Regions from separate parts of the Homo sapiens genome. Here region 2 is linked to region 1. Evidence: chromatin loops called from intact Hi-C (ENCODE). Cell type or tissue: PC-9. All regions are shown on one strand. Each heading gives the region's core, and the rest is flanking DNA. Links, peaks and the distances in the headings are about the cores only. Region 1 overlaps SPMIP2 (sperm microtubule inner protein 2). Region 2 overlaps FNIP2 (folliculin interacting protein 2).

Evidence for each region. Hi-C counts contacts between places; a loop is a spot of excess contacts. Peaks named below come from ENCODE experiments on the same cell type or tissue, not always from the same donor. Only the 100,000 strongest peaks of a DNase experiment are listed, where the experiment ranks them.
Region 2: a loop joins it to region 1, with 4 times the contacts of the local background. A loop is called at or near these places in 2 of 110 quality-filtered maps.

The regions. Positions count from the first base shown.
Region 1 is chr4:158,992,467-159,002,096 of GRCh38, reverse strand. All of the region lies in intron 1 of SPMIP2 (sperm microtubule inner protein 2), which reads left to right. Among named protein-coding and RNA genes, the nearest start is that of SPMIP2, 38 kb to the left of the region's middle. RefSeq lists an enhancer at 4,639-5,838. In PC-9, for the core only: no CTCF peak of the experiment used is centred there; a DNase peak (open chromatin) is centred at 5,206; H3K27ac peaks cover 1,865 bases.
Region 2 is chr4:158,851,991-158,861,620 of GRCh38, reverse strand. FNIP2 (folliculin interacting protein 2) reads right to left here. Exons shown (of 17, transcript NM_020840.3): 9 at 2,363-2,564; 10 at 1,955-2,043; 11 at 133-279; 12 at 1-14. Among named protein-coding and RNA genes, the nearest start is that of FNIP2, 88 kb to the right of the region's middle. In PC-9, for the core only: a CTCF peak has its summit at 4,549 (motif pointing left); a DNase peak (open chromatin) is centred at 4,600.

The DNA.
Region 1 (9,630 bases), core at 670-8,669:
TGAAAAAAAAAGCTCAATATCACTGATCATTAGAGAAATGCAAATCAAAACCACAAAAACACCAGTCAGGATGGCTATTATTAAAAAGTCAAAAAATAACAGATGCTGGCGAGGATGCAGAGCAAAGGGAACACTTGTTGGAGTGTAAATTAGTTCAACCATTGTGGAAAGCAGGGTGGCGCTTCCTCAAAGAGCTAAAAACAGAACTGCCATTTAATGCAGCAATCCCATTACTGGGTATAAAACCAGTGGAATGTAAATTAGTGTATCATAAAGACACGTGCACACAAATGTTCATTGCAGCACTACTCACAATAGCAAAGACATTGAATCAAACTAAATGCCCATTAATGATAGATTGAATAAAGAAAACATGGTACATATACGACATGGAATACTATGCAGCCATAAGAAAGAGTGAGATCCTGTCTTTTGTGGGAACATGGATAGAACTGGAGGCCATTAGCCTTAGCAAACTAATGCAGGAATAGAAAACCAAATACTGCATGTTCTCACTTATAAGTGGGAGCTAAATGATGAGAACTCACAGACACAAAGAAGAGAACAATAGCCTACTTGAGGGTAGAGGATGGGAGGAGGGAGAGGAGCAGAAAAAGTAACTATTGGGTACTAGGCTTAGTACCTGGGTGACAATCTGTACAACAAACCCCCATGACATGAGTTTACCTATATAACAAACTTGCACATGTACCCCCAAACCTAAAATAAAAGTTTTTTAAAAAGCTCAACTCTCTCAATAAGAAGACGAGGCAATTAAGAAATGGGCAAAAGATTTGAACACTTTACTAAAGAAAATATATGGATAGCAAATAAGCAAAAGGTCCTCTACATGATTAGTCATTAGAGATTGCAAATTAAAACTGCAATGAGGTATCACTACATACCTATTAGAATGCACCAATTAAGAAGACCAAGTGTTGGCAAAGATGTGGAGAAAATAGAACTCTCATATACTGCTAGTGGGAATGCAAAAATGACACAACTACTGTTGAAGCAATTTGGAAGTTCCTTTACAAATTAATACATCTACCATATGATCCAGCCATTCCACTTCTAGTTATTTACCCAAGATAAATGAAAACAAATGTCCATAAAAAGATTAATACACAAATGTTCATAGCAGCTTTATACAGCCCCAAATTGAAAAGAACCCCAAAGTCCATCAATAGGTAAATGTTACATATCTGTACAATAGAATATTACTCAGCAATAAAAAGGAATAAACTATTGCTACATGTTACAATTTGGATGATCTCAAAATAATTATGCTTAGTGTAGGGAGCCAGACAAGCCAGGCACCGGTGGCTCACACCTGTAATCCCAGCACTTTGGGTTGGGTGGATCACTTGAGGTCAGGAGTTTGAGACCAGCTTGGCCAATATGGTGAGGCCCCATCTCTACTAAAAATACAAAAACTAGCCGGGCGTGGTGGCGTGTGCCTGTAATCTCAGATACTAGGGAGGCTGAGGCAGGAGAATACTTGAATCCAGGAGGCAGAGGTTGCAGTGAGCGGAGATTGCACCAGTGCACTCCAGCCTGGGCAACAGAGCAAGACTCCCTCTCAAAAAAAAAAAAAAAAAAGAAGAAGAAGAAGCCAGACAAAAGAGAGTGCATACTGTATGATTCGATGCCATTTAGATCAAATTCTGGGAACCGCAAACTAATCTATAGTAACAGAAAGCAGAAAAGTGATTGCCTGGGTATGGGAAAAATGACAGATAAGTTCTTGATCTTAACTACAGTGAGAATCCATGGATAGAGCTGTTTGATTTCGCAAATAAAAACATAGAGTGGCCAGTTAAATTTGAATTTCAGATGAATAAATTTTTTTAGTATGAATATGTACCATGCAAATGTTTGGGACATACTTATACTAAAAATGTTTCATTGTTTATCTGAAATCCGAATTTAACTGGGCATTCTGTACTTTAAATCTGACAACCCTGTTCATGTGTGTACATATATGTAAAAATGTACAGATGTATGCTTCAAATATGTGCAATTTATTGTATGTCAATTACATCTCAATAAAGCTGGTTTAAAAAAAAAAGAAAGAAATTGAAGTTAACCAAGGAAGATGAAATGACTTTCCCAAGTTCTCTATGCCAGTGGCAGCAAGGTCAAAACCAAAATCTTAATTGCCATTTTTCCCTGTTCAAGTGCTCTTTCTATTATACCAAGTAGGTTCTTAAAAAAAAATGTTTATTTACAGAGATGGGAAAATAAATCCTTAAAGTAAGAATATTCAGATAAAGAAATTTAATTTGTAAATCTTTACTGTCATGTGGCTTTACCCACCTAATATTTCACCTGTTTATAAATCCATTTTACAAGCTAAGTGCTGCAGCATAGTGAAATCCATTTCTGGAATGAATAAGGAGTCACTTTATTTCAGTCTTCTTAATGATCAGGAAGCACAGCCAGTTCCCTGGGTGTCTTAAGTAGAGAAGGGCAAAGGTTTTACAAAGAGATACCAAAAAATGTAAAGATTCTGTTGATTACAGCTTACTTGCTTTACACCATTAAATATTTCTCAATAATCCAGATAGCAGGTTTACATGTTTTTCTTACAGCATACTTTGAGCTATTTTCCCTTTATTATATATTTACAAGGTTGAGAAATACCACTTACTGGTCTAAATTACCCTGGCCTAAATTGAAGTCACTTACTGCCATCTAGAAATAGACAAGCCCTTCCTAATGTACTGTTTATCTAGGGAATTGCCACATTTCATCCAGGCTAAAAGTGTCATTTTCATAAATTACATTTAACTTGTCTATAATTGTGATACTCTTTGCTATCAATGCCTACATTTAAAGTGGTAAATTTCTTTTCTCTTTTTGAAGCAAAACTACTATTAAGTCAATGGGTTTTTTTGGGTTTTTTTTTGTTGTTTTTTTTTTTGAGGCAGGGTCTCACTCTGTCTCCCAGCTAGAGTGCAGTGGCACGATCTTGGCTCACTGCAGCCTCAACCTCCTGACCTCCTGGGCTCAAGCAATCCTCCAGCCTCAACCTCTCAAGTAGCTGGGACCACAGGTGTGTGCCACCATGCCCAGTTAATTAAAAAAAATTTTTTTTGTAGAGACAGGGGCTCACTATGTTTCTCAGGCTGGTCTTGAACTCCTGGACTCAAGTGATCCTCCTGTCTTGGCCTTCCAAAGTAGTCATGAGCCACCACGCCTGGCCTCAATGGTACATACGTTTTACAAGCCATATTGTTATAGAGTGGAGGATTGAGAGCACTATTTCCACCCAGTCCAGTGTCGGTTGTGCTCTGTGGATTACATCATAATTACCATCATTACTCAGAGCAATAAAAGAGCTATGCATACCTCTCAGCTCTTTCCAGTGTGGGTAAAACCGGCGCGATTCTTACCTAATGTTATTTCCAATCTATCTGTATAATTTAGTGTCTTCCCCACTTTTCTATTTTTTATTGTGCTGGCAAATCTGTTTTATATTCACATCTTCTCACTGGTCATTTATACAACTCTAATAATAAGAAAACCAATTAACACAAAGGCAGAAATGATATGGGGCCAAATTGACACTGGCAATGTAGAGTCAAGCAAGACTCTCCACTGGGACCTGTTATTGTACAAATAAAAAGTACGTTCTTTTATGAATCTACAAAATAGTCCACTTAAATGAAATACTTATTTTTGCAGTTATGTAATCAATTAATTAAGTCTAATAAATAGAGAAGCTTCATTCATATCTAAAATATGCAAGAAGGAGATGTAAGATAAAAGACAAATATGAAAACTGCTGTAGAACAGGATTTAGTAAACCATGGCTCATGTGCCAAATCTGGCTTGCCACCTTTTTTTATACAGCTAAAAGTGGGCTTTCACTTTGTAAGTGGTTGAAAAAAGTTAAAAGAAAAATATTTACCAACCCATAAAAACTATATAAAATTCTAATTTCAGTGCCCATAAATTCTGTTTTATTAGAACACAGCCACACTTACTGGTTTACGTATTGTCCACTGCAGTGACAGGGTTGAGGAGTTGTGATAGAGATTGTATGTATGACCTGCAAGCCTAAAACATTTACTATCTGACCTTTAAAAAAAAATGTGCTGACCTCTGCTCTAGATCAAAGAGTTTGATTATGGAGGCCAGGCACAGTGGCTCATGTCAGTAATCCCAGCACTTTGGGAGGCCGATGTGGGAGGATCACTTGAGGCCAGGGGTTTGACACCAGCCTGGGCAACATAGTAAGACCCTCATATCTACCAAAAAAATTTTAAAAATTAGCCGAGTGTGGAGGCCCATGCGTGTAATCACAGCTACTTAGGAGGCTGAGGTGGGGGAATTATTTGGGCCCAGGAGTTCAAGGCTGCAGTGAGTCAGGATTGTGCCACTGCACTCCAGCCAGGGCAACAGAGTGAGACCCTGTCTCTAAACAATAACAACAACAACTAAAGAGCTTGAATATGGAGGAATACCAATAATTGCCCTCTCCCTTGCCTTTTGTGAGGATAGTTTCTGAATGAGCCCCTGGCTTGCCTTCATTTCTTTGCATTGCTTTAGTATAAACCCATATCCTTGGCTGGGTCCGGTGGCTTACACCTGTAATCCCACCACTTTTGAGGTGGGCAGATCACCTGAGGTCAGGAGTTTGAGACCAGCCTGACCAACACAGTGAAACCCTGTCTCTATTAAAATTACAAAATTAGCTGGGTGTGGTGGCGCATGCCTGTAATCCCAGCTACTTCAGAGGCTGAGGCAGGAGAATCGCTGGAACCCAGGAGGCAGAGGTTGCAGTGAGCTAAGATTGTGCCATTGTACTCCAGCCTGGGCAACAAGAGCGAAGCTTCATCTCAAAAAAAAAAAAAAAAGCCATATTCACAAGTATGATAGTACGAACACCAAACTAATTATGATTTAGCTAGCAACAGAGACCAAAGAGGAGAAAAGAAGTAACTTCAAATAATTTCATGTGGTCTTAAAAGTAAATTGCACAGCAGCAGTAAAAAGTTGCATTGTAGCTGTGTGTTTGTGTGTGTGTGTTTTCTCTGAGGAATGTTTTCCTTTTTGCTTTGTAGCTGACTACCCAGAGGCCAGCACACTCTTCTCCCTTTCCAGAGAGCTTCCATTTTATTTGGGTGTCTACCCTGACCTCACATGACTCAGGATTAAATTCTGAATCATCCAAGCCAGTCATCGAAATTCCAGTTCCCTTGCCAGCTCTTGGTTTTAGGAAGAGACGAATGACTCAATCCTGGTGAATAAAATGAGAGAGGAATTTATCTGAGGTTTTCTAGGAAGGGCTTCCCTGCTGATTAAACATACACACACCCTCTTGAACATCATTGTATCTGCCTATGATAACTGAAACCGTGACAGCCTCCTTGGGACCTCAAGGGGAACTGGCCAGGGGTAAGGAGAGGATGCAGTGCACACAGATGGAAAAGCCTGTGATTCCGAAGACATCATTGAGCTACTGAAGAAAGCAACCCTGGATTCCTCCTGCCTCAGAAGATCTTATTATGGGACATAATTTTCCTTAATTGTTTAATCAATTTTGCAATGGATTTCCTATTACTTGCAGCACTCAAATGGATTTTTATTAGTTCTATATACACAAATCTTACTAATTTTTTTCATGAAATATCTAGAGACTATCTATGTGAATGGTGAGCATTTCTTATAATAAAACTGACTATACCATGCACATTTATGCTAGGAAAATTGCAAGCCAAAATAAAGAAAATGTAATTTATTTGTTATCTACTTAGATTTTCCTTTCAGGAGAGATGAATATGTGGATTCACCTGGTTGCAAAATTTTGTCAAGATGGGTCAGTTTTACTTTTCAACTAAAAGTCCAAGGATGTTTACAAAATTTTTGATTCTGCCTTCTTTCTCTACTTGACAGGAAAACTACAGAATTTTATATTTTTGATTACATCAGCAAATTTAATGAGCAAGCAGTCTTCTTTCAGCAAATATTACTATGCATTTGCTTGGTGCATTGCACTGTCCAGAATGCTAAAGAGGTTCCAAAGCAAACGAGACGTCGTGCGAGTCTCTAATAGGGACGAAAAACGGGTTAACTGTCAAGCAAAGAGACAAGACACATAGTCACGAAACGGCTAGGAAACCTCAGCACACAAATGAAACAGATCAAATTGTACTTTAAAGTTTCAGTGAATAATAATGTCTGCCATGAAGAACAGAAAATGTTTTCTCTTTTTTTTTTTTTTTTTTTTTTTGAGATGGAGTCTCACTCTGTTGCCAGGCTGGAGTGCGGTGGTGCAATCTCAGCTCACTGCAACCTCCGTCTCCCGGGTTCAAGCGATTCTCCTGCCTCAGCCTCCTGAGTAGCTGGGACTACAGGCACACGCCACCACGCCCAGCTAATTTTTGTATTTTTAGTAGAGACAGGGTTTCACTATGTTGGCCAGGATGGTCTTGATCTGTTGACCTTGTGATCCACCTGCCTCGGCCTCCCAAAGTGCTGGAATTACAGGCCTGAGCCACCATGTCCAGCTCAGAAAATATTTTCTAAAGGAGGTGAGCATGGTCTTTAGATTGTATGGGAGGCCAGAAAAACAGAGGCCATGTCATAATGACCTTTGTTCACACTGAGCCAGTATTGGGCATGTGGTAAGGTGCCAAATATATTATTTAAGCCATCAGTTAAGCTGTGCATAAGTGTCAGGTGAATTCTCTAATTCTTTGTGACTGAATTCCAATTTATAATTTGAGGCATAATTATATCAGTTACCTAGTTGACACAATAATCCCACGAGTTTATTATTGGAAGCAGTTTAATTAGTAACCACTGCCCCTGCTTTCAGGTTGTCCACAGGAAAGTTTGACTACAAAAAAACAAAAAGAATAATAACAAAGTCCAGGCACGGGACTCATGCCTGTAATCCCAGCACTTTGGGTGTCCAGAGTAGGAGGATCACTTGGGGCCAGGAATTCAAGATCAGTCTGGGCAACACAGCAAGACTTTGTCTTTATTAAAAAGAAAAATGAAAAAAATGAGAAAGTTTATCATTTAAGAATAGAACTAAGGTATGTAGCAAGGATGCTTTAGCCTGCTGTTTATTTGGCTCATTCAGAAATTTGACAAACCTAGCCTTTCAGTTCTTTCAGTGGTTAGGCCCATTGCATAATTGTACCAACTGAATTGAAATGCAGCATTTAAAAATTTTCCGGGCCATGAGTTCATTCTGTGGTAAATGTCAGAATTGGAGAGCCTTATTCACATTAGCAGTTGTAGTAATTAATCTCTAGCAGTATCTCCTTTTTTCTTCCCCCTATGTGCACATGTCAGACGTGCCCATTAGAGTTCATTTCATAGGTTCGAATCCCACCATCGCTCTCTGACCTTTACCTTGGCTTGATTCCCCTGACAAGCCCAGCTGTTCTGCACTGCACATCTTCAAGGGGCAAATTATGACTCTAGTGTCAACAGATTATCAAATATACCTATTGAAACACTCATTTCCAAGGTCTACTTGATTCCTTTTGATTTATTTATTTGGTGGGTTTCCATCTGGTCACTGAAATAGAGGATTGACCTCATGAGGCAATATTATAAAATGAAATAATGTAACTGTGAGCTCTCATCCTTCTACCTCTAAGTATTAAAAATAAATGTAGTGAAAAGCAATTCTTCCTCTGACCTTACACTTAAGTATCTTAACATAAATTCCAGAATAGGAGGGTTTTAAGGCAGTTCTGGAAATTAAGTTGCTAGTTGGAAATTTAAAGAAGTGCTTGCCTCTCACCCAATATGACTTTATATATCTTCAGTCTTTTAATGGAACTCTTTAATTCATGTATTCAATCAACAATTCACTTACTTATTCAACATCCATTTCTTCTGTGGATCTCCCACATTCAAAGCACAGTGCTGGCCATTAAGAATTAACAGAGATAAATAAGATACAACTCTTCTCCAAGAGCTTACAAATGAGGAAGATCCAGTAAATTTGATATAGAAAAGAAGAAGTGAAATTCAATGAAGCTACCATCTACATCGTGCTGAGTGTTTAATTTTGACTTGAAGGGATTAGATAGGTTCTCCATAGAAGGAAGCATTTACAATAAGCCTCATAGTGTTCGGTTTAACAATGAGAAAAGGTTAAGGAAGGTATTATGGTCAGATTAGGAAGACATTATTCTTCAATCCTGAGAAATCTGAATGGACACAAATTCCCAAGTGCTGGAGAAAATTATTTCATGTTATTTCATGTTTTTAAGGAAAGGAAGTGTTTAATGTTGTCTGAGTTTTAAATCACTCTTGGCAGCTGTGTAGAAGATGGATTAGAAAGGAGAGAAACTAGAGCCAAGACTAGTTAAGGAGGCTGTGGTGATAATCCAGATGATGAAGAATTGTTTATTTCTAGCACCTGCCTCTCAAAGAATGCCAGTTTCATAAAGGCAGCGGCCTTTGTTTTTTTCACTGCTATATTCCAAGCACTCAGAAGAGTGCCTGACATGTAGTAGCTGTTCATAAGTACGTGTTGAATAAATGAATAAATCAGTGAAAGAATAAATGAACGAACTAAATGAGACAATGAAACTGCAGAGAATCCCAGTAATAGCATGAAAATAGAAATTTAAAAAAAAACTGCACAGAAGAGGTCAGAAAGACACATTTGCTTCAGGGATGGAATTTTCCCTTTCTCTATTAACACACATTGTAGTTGGGTTCTTTTTTTTCTTTTTTTTCTTCTTTTTTTTAGAGACAGGATCTCACTCTGTTGCCCAGGCTGGAGTGCAGTGGCATGATCATAGCTCACTGCTACCTCAAACTTCTGGGCTCAAATGAGCCTCCTGCCTCAGCCTCCTGAGGAGCTGGGACTACCCGGGCATGCCATGGGCGGCTGGCTAATTAAAAAAATTTTTTTTTTGTAGAGACAGGGTCTTACTATGTTGCCGAGGCTGGTCTCAGACTCCTACACTCCAGTGATCCTCCCTTCTTAGCCTTCCATGGTGCCTGACACACCATGCCCAGCCCTTTTTTCAAGTGTTGGCAGAAGATGAAGTTTGTTGGACTGACTGGACACACACACACACAGAAACACACATACTTGGGTTGCAAAGCATGTGCACTTTTCATCACACCTTCTAAAACTAAGAGCTTTTGACTCAGCTTGTGCTATGGTTTAAGTGTGCCCACCTCCCCAAATTCAGGTGTTGAAATTTAACGGCCAATGTGCTAGGAGTAAGAGGCGGGGCCTTTAAGAGATGATTAGGCCATGAGGGCTCCTCCCTCATGAATGAGATTAAAGCCTTTATAAAGAAGGCTTCACAGCACCTCCAGCTTGCTTGTCCTTCCACCTGCTGCCCTGTTGGGACCTGGTGTTCCTCCCCTCCAGAAGATGCAGCAACAAGGCACCATCTTAGAAGCAGAGAGCGGCCTTCATCACACAACCTGCCAGCACCTTGATCTTGGACTCCCAGCCTTCATAACTGTATGAAAACAAATTTCTGTTCTTTACAAGTTACTTAGTCTCGGGTATTTTGTTATAGCAGCACAAACCAAGACAGCTGGCAAGTAATGGCTTTTTTCAAAAGCTTACTGCAGTCCACAGAACAACTTAGGAACTAATGACAGATAAATATCTACTCTCACATTTAC
Region 2 (9,630 bases), core at 448-8,447, 140 kb after region 1:
AGGCAGCAAAAAACCTTGGAGAAATGGAAAAAGATACAACCAACTTAGTCAATACAGAAAGAGGCACATCCTATGCAGTACACACATTGGCCATGAGATTTGCATACAAGTCTCCAGAGAGTTGAAGCTTACTGGTTTTTATTTATCTGTTCTATCAGAAGTGTAAACTCCTTGAGAAAGCGCTGGCAGAGCTGGTTTTTTTCCAAAGTGCCGGACATCATAGTAAGCCATACAGGTTCAGCTATCCTTGGAACAGAATATAAGTTCCAGATAGTTCCTCTATAGAACAGAAAGAGAGGGAAACACAAAAGTGTCAGAAATACTATTTTGGATAATCTTGGTGTAAAAGAATAAAGGAGAAAACAACTTGAATCTATGTAGTCCTTAAAAGATTCAAGCTCCACACATAACAGGGGTTGCACACTATGGCCCACGGGCCAAATCTGACTGCCACCTTTTTTTGTAAATAAAAAGTTTTACTGGGTCACAGCCGTGCTCATTTATTTACTTATTTATTGTCTATGGCTGCTTCTGTGGGACAACGGCTAAGTTCAGTTGCTACTACAGAGACTCTACAGAAACTGAAAGTACAGAACTAGAAAGCCTCACTTTCAGCTTCTTGACCTTTGAAAAATAGACACCTCATTAAAGTAGGACCCAGATTCTCAGCCGGGCGTGGTGGCTCATACCTGTAATCCCAGCACTTTGGGAGGCCAAGGTGGTGGATTACAAGGTCAAGAGATAGAGAACATTCTGGCCAATATGGTGAAACCCCGTCTCTACTAAAAATACAAAAATTAGCTGGGCATGGTGGCGCGCGCCTGTAAACCCAGCTACTCGGGAGGCTGAGGCAGGAGAATCGCTTGAACCCAGGAGGTGAAGGTTGCAGCGAGCCGAGATCGCACCACTGCACTCCATCCTGGTGACAGAGCGAGACTCAGTCTAAAAAAAAAAAAAAAAAAAAAAGTGGGACCCAGATTCTCAAGCGCAAGCCAGTGAGCGTCCAGTCTGACCACAGCAGAGCAACAGGCAAATCTCCAGTGCTTTCCCAAAAACTATGGAAGGTTTACTAATCATCAGACTGCCATCAAAGAGCACAACTTTATGTCATTCTCAAATATATGACTTAAGTCTTAGCAATCACCAGATAATAAGTAACATGTTACTTGAGTACTTTAACACATAATCCACAGTAAAAAAAAGGCTTGCGATTTTGCTCCAGGTAGCATTACTGAGTTCATCAGCATATACTTTAAGCATCATAAAAGTGTTCTAACATTCAAAGGATTATAAATTTTTTTTTTATCCTTCCTCTATGGAATAACAGTTTGACTCATTCGCTCATGACTGCTTTGGAGTGGGATTCCATTCCCTATCAAGAAAGTGGCTCTAAATGGTGCAACAATCCCAACTCAGCATGATCAGAGAGGATCCCACCTGCTACCCAACACAATTTACCTTTCCACACAGATACTAGGAGCAAGGACTCTAGACACCAGTTTCCAGAGGACACTTGGTGTAAACTAGGACTGTCCTGGCAAACTGGAATGTATGTCTTCCCGACATGCATAACCTCTCCATCTGTGCTTTGAATAAGCATCCCTGAACTCAAGTTTCCACATCTGTAAAATGGGGTTAGTAGTGCTTAGGGCTTTTGTGAGGCTGACATAAGATAATGAATAGACTGGTGAGAGATACCTGAACATTAGTTTTCCCCATTCATCCTGTTAAAAACAATCCTATCAGGGACTGTCGGTTGAGCAATAGTGAGGATTACTCAGCGGTAAATTATTTAAATTTTTTGCTTCATTTGTTCTGTTTCCATCTTGAAGGGCGGAACCACAAAAGTGAGGAATAACTGCCAGGCCCCCAATTCTTCCAAGTCACAGTTTATCTTTATCCATGGCTGCTCATAAACATCTCCTGTTGGATTTGCCAAACTTTGCCACTTTACCTGAATTCTCCCAGAGCTTCCATCAAACGGCTGACATAAAACTGGACTCGGAGACTTGATTCTGCTATTTTCCTACAGGAGATCATAGCCTTTATTGAAGAGAAAGCAAGTCAAATTACTGAGAAGAAATTTTATAACTTATCTACTGGGCTGTATTAATAAAAAAAATTATGTAATCAATTAACAACACTCAAGGTAATAATGCCTTCAGTCACGAAAAAGCAGTCATTTCCTTCCCTAAGGTAACCCAGTATCTGGTAACTAACATCAACATGCCTAAAATTTATCACTGCTACAGGTGATTTAACTTCCTTAGGAAAGACATCTGATACATCGGCAAAGAAATTCTGCCATCTTCAAAGCCCCACAATCACTTCTCTATTTGACTTTGGATTACATCCTTATTACCTTTTCAATTGCACTCTTCAGCCTGTTCATGTGAGATTCAAACAGGGGAAAATGAGAAAAGAAGAAGTCCTGGAAATTCCTTTGTGCTTCTTCTTTCTCACATAGGGAAAAGATGATGCTTATGGCAATTTTCTTCCTCCTAACCATAGCTGGATTAGAGCTACAGGTTTCTTCAGCCAAGCTGAATGTCTCATCAGTTGACCTGGAGGGAAATATAAGTTTGAAAAGTTGCCATGCATCAGTGAGTCACACTGAAGGTCAACTGTAATGACTGGGGATGACACCCAGAACATTCAGTCATAACTAAGAGTATCTCTGCCTTTAGTTCATTCTTTTCTATAATTCCCTGGCATGAAGATGAGAACATCAGCTTGCCTGCCACACGGTATTATCCTAACATGGAAAGAAGCTCAAATGAAAGCTACAAGTAATTTAAATTTCCCGTTGTTACTCTTGTCCTTTTCCTTTGAATCGTTTTATGTCAAATTGATGATATTTAGGAAGGAATGTGAAATATCTGTTTATCCAAAACATAGTCAGATACCAATAGATAAGACATCAAAAGAGGAATGATACTACGTGGTATTCTATTGAACAAGAGTAAACATTTGAACATGTACTGGTACTTCCAGGATTACTTTCCCAGGGCTATTAAAACTACTAGATCAAGTAACTCTTCTAAATGCTCAGATTAAGCCATATGATTAAGCTCTCTGAAAATCCTCCAAGCAGAAACACTTACCTCTCTTCTGCTACAGTAAAATTTTCAAAAAACCTGATTCTTTTGAGAGACTCGGCTTCTATGATGACAGCCACGAAGCCCAAAACTTCTAAATATATATTTAATTTGTCTTGTGGGGTAAGCCTCACAAAAATGGCCTAACCATGTCTCTTACTTAACTACTGTGAAAAGCCAGTGTAGCTACCAAATAGCTACTAACAGCAAGAGTACAAATAAAATAGTTTTTTCCTACAAAAACACCAACACAAAGGACCTAACATTGCAAATGAGAGCCCTAGACTGGCGATACATTTTCTCTTTCTAACTCCATCATCTAGTCTCCTATCTCTGCCAAATATAGAAAGGAACTGCTTCCTCCATTTTCTTTACTATAAATTACAACATAACAATTACTCATGCTGGGCAGAATATGAGAATTAGCCTTCTGCCCCCTGGTCTTCAACTTATTTACTTAGGGCTCTACTCATAGCTTGTATGATTTCAAATAAACCTAGATTTTATTATTAAACATACATATGCCAAAAGTGTTATGGTCAGGAAAGCTATTAAATTAATTAATTAATTTTGGGGGGACAGGGTCTCACTCTGTCACCCACGCTGGGGTGCAGTGGTGTGATCATGGCTCACTGCAGCCTCAATTTCCCAGGCTCAAGCGATCCTCCCACCTAAGCCTCCCAAGTAGCTGGGACTACAGGCACATGCCACCATGCCCGGATACATTTTTTTTTTTTTTTTTGGTAGAGATGGAGTCTCCCTACATTGTCCAAGCTGGTCTTGAACTCCTGGGCTCAAGTGATCCTTCCACCTCAGTGTCCCAAAGTGCTGGGATTACAGCCGTGAGCCACTGCACCTGGCTATTTTATTTTTAAAGGAAAGGAGATAGACATCTTATTCTAACCTCATTATGTGTTACTATTTCCCTTAACTTCAAGCAAGATCCTGGAGATGTAGGTATGGTTGGTAAATCAGTAAAAGGTTTTCACTCCAGATGTTACTGATGGCACATGGTGCTGTTATAAATGCTACACATTACAATAAACCATCAATTGCTTTCCCTGGGAAATTCCCGGATTCTAATCATCAGAGAAAATTCTTGAGGTTTCCTTAGAACTTCACACAATTTCATACAATGTTCTCTCTTCTTTACCAAGGTACTGGCACTAAAGCCTTGTTTTCTTGCACTACAGTAGTTGATTTCTGTTCTGTATAGGAAATTCTTCTGAGTTTATATTACAATAAGGCTTGCTTGCAATCCTTTCCACTTTGTCTGTCATCTTACATTTCCCTTCTTTTTCAAAAGTAAAATGACTGTATCAGTCCACTCATCTTTAGGCCAGCTTGACCTTTAATAATCAAATTATAATAAACACTGAACCCAATACAGTTTCTCATCAACATCTCCACCCTATAAACAATAGCCAATGCTCTCATCAGTTTTAATGTAGGAGAGAGTGCCACCTGCTGAAATTTCTGAAAAACTTCCATAGCTATAATAGAGTGGAGAACTTACTTGCTTCACCATAACCCTCCACTGAATTCTAAATCAACTGAGTTTCATTCTGTAGTCTTGCATCAACCATGCAACGTGGAATAAATCAGGTCACGTAGTATCTTACTTATAATTTAGAAATTATTCTACAAAAAATGATGTTTAAGAATGTTTTCAAAAATTTAAGTGTGTGTCCCAGTACTTCATCAGTACTTTATCTCCATGTCACCAGAGAAGGTACACAGGCTGTACTGCAAATGTGGAAACTGAGGCAGAGTTCTACCTCAACTTTCCTCAGGAACAGAAAGGTTCTTAGTAACAATGCTGGAGTTAGAACCCAGGATTCCTATCTTCTAGTCTAGGCTCATGACTTGGATACTGGCAATGACCAGGGATTCTGACCCCATGCCTAATCTGTCTGCTGGTGCTCATGCTAGTCAATGCATCATGCCACGCAGAGCACTGAGGAAAGGAGCTGGAAGCAGTCTGATCAACCGACAGCCCTGAGAGTCAAGGAAAGGCTGCAGCTACATACAATTTTTTTCCTAATAAAGAAATCAAATAGAATTTTGTTAACACTTATCGATAATCATTTATATACATTGTAAGTACTTCAAGATCATAAATAATTAAAGCAAAAATGGCTATTTAAGTACATCTCAATAATCTATCACTGGTATCAGGACTCCTTAGTCTAATTGTTATTTATGTCAGTTTTGAACTTATACTGAACCTATGTATTACATTGGACTATATGAAATTAATGTTTTGTAGGTCAAAGAACATCCCATCAGCAACTTTATAAAGTTGGTCCAATTTAATAAGTCAAATCAAAAGGCTTCCTGGGACATTACACCTTGCTCTTTAGGGTTTCAATTGCCTCGGTAAGTGATGGAATCCTTGAGGTTAGCTGTTAGATGCCCAAGCCCCATTCCCCATCCAGTAATCAAAGCCTACCACTTGGCACAGCAGGGGGCTCTGAGGTCAGCGTGGAGCCAACTGTTAAGAATTGTGAATACTGAAAACATTCATTCTATTTTATAGAATAAAGTGTTGCCCGATTCTAACAAAAAACAGAAACTGTGACTATCATCCCTGCTACCTTTAACTCTCTTAGGAAGGACATTTTTAATTACCATGAATTTTCTGTCAAAGCCAGAAGCAATCATAGTGTTTGGTACCCACTATTCTCCTGTCTCTAGCATAAAAAACTAATTTTCCCAACCACATATCTGCCAAAAGGGAGAGATCAACTACAAATCCTTTAAATGAAGGGATCTTAGGCCGGGTGCAGTGGCTCACGCCTGTAATCCCAGCACTTTGGGAGGCCGAGGTGGGAGGATCACGAGGTCAAGAGATCGAGACCATCCTGGCCAACATGGTGAAACTCCGTCTCTACTAAAAATACAAAAATTAGCTGGGCATGGTGGCACACGCCTGTAATCCCAGGTACTCAGGAGGCTGAGGCAGGGGAACCGCTTGAACCCGGGAAGCAGAGGTTGCAGTGAGCTGAGATTGCACCATTGCACTCCAGCCTGGTGACAGAGTGAGATTCCCGTCTCAAAAAAAAAGGGATCTTCACGGGCACAGTAATCAATTCAAAACGTCTGCCACACTCATGTTCTCGGTGTTCAGCAGTACTCTATTAAGGGCTGGCTGCATGGGCATGCGACCCCACACGCACAGCGTCCCCCCTCTCACAAGGGCCCCAGGCTTCATTTAATGTTCTGTGATTACCATTTTGAATTTTAAATAATTTTATCTTTGGACTTTTGTGCTGTAAGTGAAGTTTAATGGGACAATGAAGCATGTGTTCGGATGAAGTCTAATGAGACAATGAAGCTCAGAAAAGGATACCCCAAAGTATGACACTTTGGTATGCTGAGTACTTTGAACTGAAGGACAGGGGCTCAAAAGCAAGACCTTGCTTTTCTGACCTTATTCTGCCCTTCCTTCTCCTACTCCTCTTTCTCCCCAAAGGCATAGAAACTAAGATTCCTGTTCCCCAAGGTAAATCAAAAAAACATGAGCCTCTTTTTTCCCCAAAGCTAACTGTAAAACCTATTATAGAAATACTATTCTAACTTTCTCCCACCTTTGTAAGTGCTGGTCACAAATAATTTCTCTGACCTACCTTGCCTGAAAATAGATCATAAGACCCTCCCATTTCGGAGGGGTCTTACCCTCTACCTGGGAGGAAGGAATGCCATACAGAGAGGTCAAAAAGAATTCCGACAAGACAGGTCCTGCTGGGTTTTCCTGCTTAAGTCTATTACCATTAGATCATATTTCTTTGTCCAATCACATTTCTACATGGCAGTCCATTCTGTGTTGAACTTAAGCATAAAAATACAGTTTTCCTTGGGTCCCTCAATCTTCATGTCTGAAGGCTCCATGTCATGTGAAACTTTGACTAAATAAAATTGTTATGTTTCTCTCTTGTTAACCTGTATTTGTTACAGGAGCCATGACCCTTATGATGGGGAGGGCACGGATGAACTCAGAACCCAGGGCTTGCAGCCCAGACACCGAGCAACTGGCCCGGCAGTCAGGCACATACCCATAAGCCTGGGGCAGGACACGGTGTTAGAAGACTCTAAAGCGGCACTGCCAGGTCTTGGACCCACACTAATGGCTGTGACTGTGGTGACAACAGAAGCTGCAGTAGCCATGGTTGTGGGTGATAGGGGAGAGGAGAGAGGAGGGACTCTGGTAGCTCCAGGAACCAGGGTGGGAGGCCAGTTTGCCCATCAGTCACCGGAGCCTGTCCCTATAGAGTCTGCACAGATATTTAACTCTATGACCTGAGCACCAGGACAGTAAATTATCACAAAGTAAAAGCCTACATGGGGACATTGCAATAAAGAATATCAGGGAGTTATTATAATTCTGCAGAGAGTTTAGTCTCTGTTTTTGAAAACTGCTGCAACACTGCAAAGTAAATATTCATAGGCATAGAAATAGAAATTGAATGTAAAGATTGTTATACTGGACAAAAAAATACACTGTTTTCATATGAAGCTTCAGATGAACAAATTATTAAAGAGGAAGGCCATTTTAAAATTAATTTTTCCTTGTAATTGAGGACACAGTGATAGAATGCATAAACAGGCTTTTTGAATTATATATAACTCATGAGAACATTTTTAGTTTCTTGTAAGATCTCCACAAGTTACAGGAAATGTCAGAAGAAATATTAAAATAAGCTTGTATAAATTTACATCTAAAATTAAATTCAGACTTACTCAAAATGGATTTGTGTGAAGAATTAAATCTTTTAAAAAACTGTTTAACAAGAATCATCTGATCCAGATGTACTAAAATTTACATCTTGAAAGTTTATCAAAAATTTATCCATAACCATCATTCTGAGCAAACTATCGCAAGGACAGAAAACCAAACACCGCATGTTCTCACTCATAGGTGGGCACTGAACAATGTCCCCACTTGGACACAGGGTGGGGAACATCACACACCGGCGCCTGTCGTGGGGTAGGGGGATGGGGGAGGGATAGCATTAGGAGATATACCTAATGTAAATGACAAGTTAATGGGTGCAGCACACCAACATGGCACATGTATACATATGTAACAAACCTGCACGTTGTGCACATGTACCTTAGAACTTAAAGTATAATAATAATAAAAAAAATTTATCCAGATGTTGTCATAGTCCATAAAGCTATGTAAGACTGCATCAGCAGAAAGATCCTTCTCCAAGTAAAAAATTATCAAAAATTATTTGCCACCTTGCATTTGCCAGGAGTGACTATCACTTTCAATTATATCCACTGAAAGCCAAGTTGCTAAAACTATAAACTTTGATGACTAAACAAATGTATTTGCAGAAAAGGCTTACAACACAAGATATCACATAATGATATTATAATATAAAATTATGACATCAAAAATATTATGTTTGGAATTTATTAGTTTATATTATTATTCATCTATCACTATCATCTCTATTATATCTTACATATAAAGTATTCTTAAAGAAAAACTTTTTTTCTTTTTAGTCCCTTTAATAACTCTTTTCTTGTTTTTTGGGTAAGAGGACCACATTTTTATTTTGCACTGGCCCATAAACTAGGTAGCCAGCCTTGACCATATTCACAACCTTTCTGAATGTAAGATACTTATTTTAGGTGTATTATTTCAACTTTGGATTTAAACCTGAAGGGATAAAAAAACATTTTCAGAAAAGAAATGTTGAAAGAGGATGGTTTCCAAGACCTATCTCTTCCAATCACAGAAGCTGTCATAATGACAGTGAGGATGGTGGCGATGCCGTCTCCTGACAGTTGCAGTAATGGTAATGACAATGACAGCAATAATAATAGTAAATAATTCACATTGGCCACATTTTATTGCCCATATCCTATGTCTTGGCTAAACACCGGACTTGATTTATCTCATTTAACCCTCCCAGCCACACTCGGAAGCTGTGCTAGTATTATTATCATATTGCAGATGACGATGCAACACTCAGAATCCAGGTTAACTTATTCTATCAGACATCTAGTGAGTGACAGAGCTAGGACTTGTGTTCACACAAAATTCCAAGCTTTTAATCATCTCATTCAAAGTCCACCAACCAAAAAGCAGCTTCTTGATGGGTGACAAAGCTATAATTTTTTCTTTCCAGCTAGCTCCCTAGGATTGTGAAAGGAACAGAAGCGAGGCAAGCCACCTGACATGTGCTGCTCACACATCCTGACCCCTCAGTTTCTCAGCTTGTCCCTGCAGTGTCATCTCTTCCAGGAAGGGCTCCCTAATTCCCCCCATGACCATCACTGTATTTTCTCCATCCTGAGTCTCATGGCACTTTATGTCTCCCTGTGATATTTATCATGTACCATCTTGTAAACTATCCAAGTACAGGCACATAGCTGAACTGTCTTATACCTTCACGGATCTCTACGTATGTTGAGTACTAGTCAATTTACTAAATCAGTTAATTGACATGTGAATTTTTATAGGTACATATAAAAATTCCACTTCAAGTATTTGGATTGTAGGAAGAACAAGTTGGAA